Regions from separate parts of the Homo sapiens genome. Here region 1 is linked to region 2. The links are chromatin loops, found by intact Hi-C in ENCODE. Cell type or tissue: PC-9. All regions are shown on one strand. Each heading gives the region's core, and the rest is flanking DNA. Links, peaks and the distances in the headings are about the cores only. Region 1 overlaps GTF2F2 (general transcription factor IIF subunit 2). Region 2 overlaps GTF2F2 (general transcription factor IIF subunit 2).

Evidence for each region. Hi-C counts contacts between places; a loop is a spot of excess contacts. Peaks named below come from ENCODE experiments on the same cell type or tissue, not always from the same donor. Only the 100,000 strongest peaks of a DNase experiment are listed, where the experiment ranks them.
Region 1: it touches region 2 in a loop (1.8-fold over the local background); 4 of 110 quality-filtered maps call a loop at or near these places.

The regions. Positions count from the first base shown.
Region 1 is chr13:45,252,202-45,255,128 of GRCh38, reverse strand. It overlaps GTF2F2 (general transcription factor IIF subunit 2), which reads right to left. Exons shown (of 8, transcript NM_004128.3): 6 at 2,159-2,258. Among named protein-coding and RNA genes, the nearest start is that of KCTD4, 53 kb to the right of the region's middle. In PC-9, for the core only: no CTCF peak of the experiment used is centred there; a DNase peak (open chromatin) is centred at 1,428; H3K27ac peaks cover 2,393 bases.
Region 2 is chr13:45,204,832-45,207,758 of GRCh38, reverse strand. It overlaps GTF2F2 (general transcription factor IIF subunit 2), which reads right to left. Exons shown (of 8, transcript NM_004128.3): 5 at 254-335. Among named protein-coding and RNA genes, the nearest start is that of KCTD4, 5.2 kb to the right of the region's middle. In PC-9, for the core only: no CTCF peak of the experiment used is centred there; a DNase peak (open chromatin) is centred at 1,258; H3K27ac peaks cover 2,500 bases.

The sequences.
Region 1 (2,927 bases), core at 293-2,792, 47 kb before region 2:
AATGGTGTGATCTCGGCTCACTGCAACTTCTGCCTCCTGGGTTCAGGCGATTCTCCTGCCTCACCTCCCGAGTGGCTGGAATTACAGGTGCCTGCCACCACTCCTGGCTAATTTTTGTATTTTTAGTAGAGATGGGGTTTCACCATGTTGGCCAGGCTGGTCTTGAACTCCTGACCTCAGGTGATCCACCTGCCTTGGCCTCCCAAAGTGCTGGGATTACAGGCGTGAGCCACCGCACTCTGCCAAGGCTAGTCTTAAAGAAAATTTTCTTCCTAAACTCAGTATCAAAGGTAATCTTAAACAACAAAGTGGGATACAAAATTCCAACTGTTAATTGCTATTTGACTTAACTTAGGTATTTTATTTTCAGGAAACCATCACACTTATTACATTACAGATATTTCAAAACCCAAAACCCTTAGCCCTTTTAGCAACTGCTAATCACCAGCGGCAACATACACAGTGGTTAACAGTATGGCTCCTAAGCTAGACTGCCTAAGTTCAACACCTGGACTGATAAATTACTGGCTGCACCACCTCAGGTAAGCCAGTCTCTCTGCCTGTTACCTTATCTGTTGTAGTTTCTTCATAGGGTTGGTATGAAGATTAAGTGTCATTACTTACGAAGCACTCAGACCAATACCTGGCACAAAGTATACATAATATGTATGCAATAAATGTGTATATTGTATAATACATATAGTACATATAAGATACACAACAATAAAAAAGTCTTGAAATATAAATATACAATACTTTCCCCTTATTGGCAGGAGATATGTTGCAAGACACCTCCCTGCCCCACTTGGTGCCTGAAATTGTGGATAGTACCAAACTCTATATATTATGGTTTTTCCTATACATACATATCTCTGATAAAGTTCAATTTATAAATTAGGCACAGTAAGAGATTAACAAAAATAACCCATAATAAAATAGAATAACCCTAACAATATACTGTAATAACAGTCTGTGAATGTGGTCTCTCTCTCTCTCACTCTCTCAAAATATCTTGGTGTTCTGTACTCACTCTTCTTCTTTCTTTTTTTTTTTTTTTTTGAGACGGAGTCTCGCTCTGTCACTCTGTCACTCAGGCTGCAGTGCAGTGGCGTGATCTCGGCTCACTGCAAGCTCCGCCTCCCATTCTCCTGCCTCAGCCTCCCCAGCAGCTGGGACTACAGGCACACACCGCCATGCCCGACTAATTTTTGTATTTTTAGTAGAGACGGGGTTCACTGTGTTAGCCAGGATGGTCTCGATCTCCTGACCTTGTGAACCGCCTGCCTCGGCCTCCCAAAGTGCTGGGATTACAGGCGTGAGCCACCGCGCCCAGCCTCTTCTTTCTTTTTATCATGTGTCAATAGATCTGTTAACCAAGAGGGCTACTAAGTGACTAATGGGTGGGTAGCATATACAATGTGGATATACTGGACAAAGGAATGACTCACATCATGGATGGGATGGAGCAAGATGGTGCTAGGTTTCATCATACTACTCAGAAGGTTGCACAACTTACAACTTATGAATTGTTTACATCTGGAATTTTCCATTCAATATTTTTGACTGTAGTTGACTGTGGGTCACTGAAACTGCATAAAGTTTTAAAATTGTGGACAAGGGAGTACTACTGTACAGATGGTCCTCACTTTGCATGGTAGTATGAGACCATTAAAATGCCTGTGAAAGCTGAAATCAGGCAAAGTGATCTTAATAATCAATGAGAAAAATTACTGCTGTTCCATGACCTTTAAAATTTTTTAACACATTAAAAACTTTCTTATGGTTCATCACAAAGGTATAGAATAATTTTTAAAAATAGTAAAACTAATATTTAGTTAGTACATTGTAATTTAAAACATCAGCAACATTGCAACATTGAGAATTGAAGTGTTTTACTTCTTTGTAAAAATTTATCAAGGGTACTTTAAACAGTGGTTGCCTTCTTTTTGCCATGATATAACTTGCAATGTAGAGTGAACATCTTTTCTGTACTTTTAGCAAATTGTCATATTCCTTACTAAGTCCAGATCAGGTACTGTAATTCAAGCACCTGATGGCAAGGTGTGTAAATTCTCAGGTTCTTTGGAAACCTAAGACTCTATGATACAGAAAAGAATGAAGATATAAAAGAATGAAAAGAGACAAGCAGAAGACTTACATTGTATTGATGATTAGCAACAGGTTTGTAATTGGTTGTTACAACTTTGTCCAGCTGTTGTGATAGCCTCACTGGTTTGGAAGACTCTTCTATTTGCAATCTGAAAAAAAATATAAGGCATTATTAACACTCTTGTTTAGCAGAGTGAAATATGAAGAGTTATTATTTCTATAATTCTTATTCAATGAAAACTAATATATAAAAAGGTAACCTCAGAGGATACACTAGCTTTAATACTTTAAAAATGCACTGAATATACGTGACTATAATGCAGAAACCAGTACACAAGCTAAATATACAAACTAACTCATTATAATGCCACAATGTACTTTTCACCCGCTTATTATATAGGCAAATCTTAACCACTAAAACCAAGAAGCTAATCAGCCTTAAATTTCTGGGGGAAAAAATCTTCATGTAAAAATAAATCATCTTAAATTACATGGTCTAAAATCAATCAAGTTATTAATTCAAAATGTCTACTCAGCTGATAAAAGATAAAGGTAAATAAAAAGAGAATACATCAACACTCAAGGTTTACTGAACAGCACAGAGAGAGAACATTTCTATCATCACAGAAACCTCTATTAGACAGCACTGCTCTAGAACTACTGCAGGACACCATCTAAACTGATCCTGTCTCTACAAAAAATTAAGAAAAAAAAAAATTAGCCAGGCACAGTGCCTGTAGTCCTAGTTACTCAGGAGGCTGAGGTGGTAGGATCACTTGAGCCTGGGAGGTCGAGGCCACAGTGAGCTGTGACTGTGC
Region 2 (2,927 bases), core at 309-2,808:
AAAATGTAGTTTAAAAACTTTGATTCCAGGATGTATTAACAAAGTAGCTTAAAATACCTCAAATAAACAGCCCAGATACTGAAATTTCTTTAGTGCCAAAGAAACTCTTACTTGCTTTTAAAACCAAACAGCTTTTGAAGCAAACACTCAACAATAACCACAGTTTTAATGCAGTCAATAGGCGATATAACACACGTATCTCAATCCCCAAAGGGAAATATCAGGTATCATTCTGGAGTTACAAAACACCAACCTTTTTAATCGCATGTAGTTTTCACTGGCAGCTGGTCGGCATTCAGCTCTTTGTACCACTATTCCTTCCAATGACAGCTTATCTTGAATGGAAAAAAAAAAGGATTCAGAGATAATACTTATCATTTTCAAGACTGTATTTTGACACACTAAACACAGTAATATGACAATCAAATATAATTAATATCAAAAATCAAGAAAAAATAGTTAAGTTTCAGGAATCTCACTGGTCAGAACAGAGAGAAGCCTTATTCTTGGCTTAGTAACAAACTGGGCTCCTGTCAGATTTGTTTATTAGGCTGCTGTGGCCCTTTGCCAGGAACAGCTTTTATACACTCTGCTCCTTCTAAATAAGGTAGCTTAAAAGGGCATAAAATCAAATTAAAGAGTATAAAGGCTATCGTCTTTGACAAAGAAGTAACTTCTGAAAACACAGCTAGTCTAAACCACTAAATCAAAGACCGTGTGTGTGTGTGTGTGTGTGTGTGTGTGTGTGTGTGTTTGTGTATGTGAATAAAATTCTCAAGTACCTTGTGACTAAAACAGCCAGCCCAGAAAATACTGTGACACTGGGCAGGTCTACTGTCTGGGTTATATTGTGTACCAGTTCAGCCTGCCAGCTGCTCTGACTTCTGTTTTCCTGCAGAATTCTAAATCTGGGCATGTCAAAACAGAATCTTTAACTGCTATGAATATTTGTCCAAACAGAAAGGCAATTTCCCCTATCCTTAGTAATTCTTATAGTGACTCTGACATAAAACCTAGGAGAATCAGAAAAAGGAAACAAAGGCTAGCATCTATTGTGTGCCTACTGGCCACCAAGCATTGTGGTGTGGTCACTTGACAGACCTTACCTTATTGTATAATACACATATAAATGTCTCATAATGGTACCAGCTTTATACCCTGGAAATGTATGACTGTGGTTAGAAACAGTCATATTTCCACAAGAATTCACCTGGGTTTTAAGAAAAGACTCAGGAAATTCCCTGGCTCATGAGTAGTGCATTTATGATTCATCTTTTCAGAGAGAATTACTTCATTCCACTAACATTAGCAAAATGTCTGCTATGCAAAAGGCCCCATCTAGGCATTGTGGAATCAAGATGATTAAGACACAGTACTGTTTTCAAGAAGCATACAGTTCACTGGGGGAGACAGATAAATTGATCAAAATGCAGAAAGTGTATAGAACCATGCCTACATATTTATACTAAAAAATCTTTTTTTAGTGATCTTTGGATGTCTCCAAAATCTAGGAGACTCTGTACGAACTAATTACAAGCACACCGTATATAATCAATGTATCCAGGGTCCCTTAATGCAACATATGCAACAAATCTCAAGAAGATGCAGAAAAAGCAATGATGAGAAGCATGACTACCTTATACCAAAATATGGCAGGAAGAAAATATTTTAAAAGCCGTTATTATTTTATAATAAAGTTTAAATTCTAAAAATAATTTCCTCTCATTAAAGTCTTTAATAAAATTAAAATTTGAATTTTCTTAAAGCAAAAAGCTTATATTCAAGTTTGGCTCTTGCTGAAGCTGAAAGTTCTATCAAGAAAAATTCTTTAGTCGTCACAACAATAGCAAGATTTGGGAAAATCTGATATATCAAATGTCTTAAATGCATAAGGAAAGTCCAATAAAGGAAGACAATTAATCCTTTAAAAAAATAAATCTAGGTCGGCCACGGTGGCTCACAGCTATAATCCCAGCACTTTGGGAGGCCGAGGCAGGCAGATCATGAGGTCAGGAGATCGAGACCATGCTGGCCAACATGGTGAAACCCTGTCTCTACTAAAATATAAAAAATTAGCCAGGCATGGTGGCACACACCTGTGGTCCCAGCTACTCAGGAGGCTGAGGCAAGGGAATCGCTTGAACCCAGGAGGCAAAGGTTGCAGTGAGCCAAGATAGTGCCACTGCACTCCAGCCTGGCAACAGAGCAAGACTCCGTCTCAAAAAACTAAATAAATAAAATAAATCTAGACTACTATCCCTGCAAATAATTTAGTCACATATCCACGTTTATTAATGTTGCAACTAAAAGAGCTACTGATATGGTCTGGCTCTGTGTCCCCAGCCAAATCTCATCTCAAATTATAATCCCCACGTGTCAAGGGAGGGAAGTGACTGGATCATGGGGCAGTTCCCCCTATGCTGTTCTCGTGATAATGAGTGAGTTCTCACTGGCAGCTTTTTCCTGTGCTCTCACTTCTCCCTCCTGCCACCTTGGTGCCTGCTTCCCCTTTGCTTTCCACCATGAATGTAAGTTTCCTGAGGTCTCCTCAGGTATGCGGAACCGTGAGTCAATTAAACCTGTTTCCTTTATAAACTACCCAGTCTCAGGCATTTCTTTATAGCAGTGTGAAAATGGACTAATATAGCTACCTTTTACTAAGTGAATGCTCCCCACTTATTTAGCAGTACCTACTCCAGGTGGACAGGCTGAATTTAACTTTCAGTTAAAGGTTTGTGCTATCAACCTTCTCCATATGACAGCTCAAGGGTAGAAATCAGGTCCACAGCAACTGCCCATTACAACTTGGCCACCAATCTCCTCACTATTCTTCAGTCAAGGTCACTCACACAGAGCAATAACATTTACTTTCTCAAACCATAATTTTCTATCATATCTTCTTTTCAAACCTAAAATAGCTTCCAAAT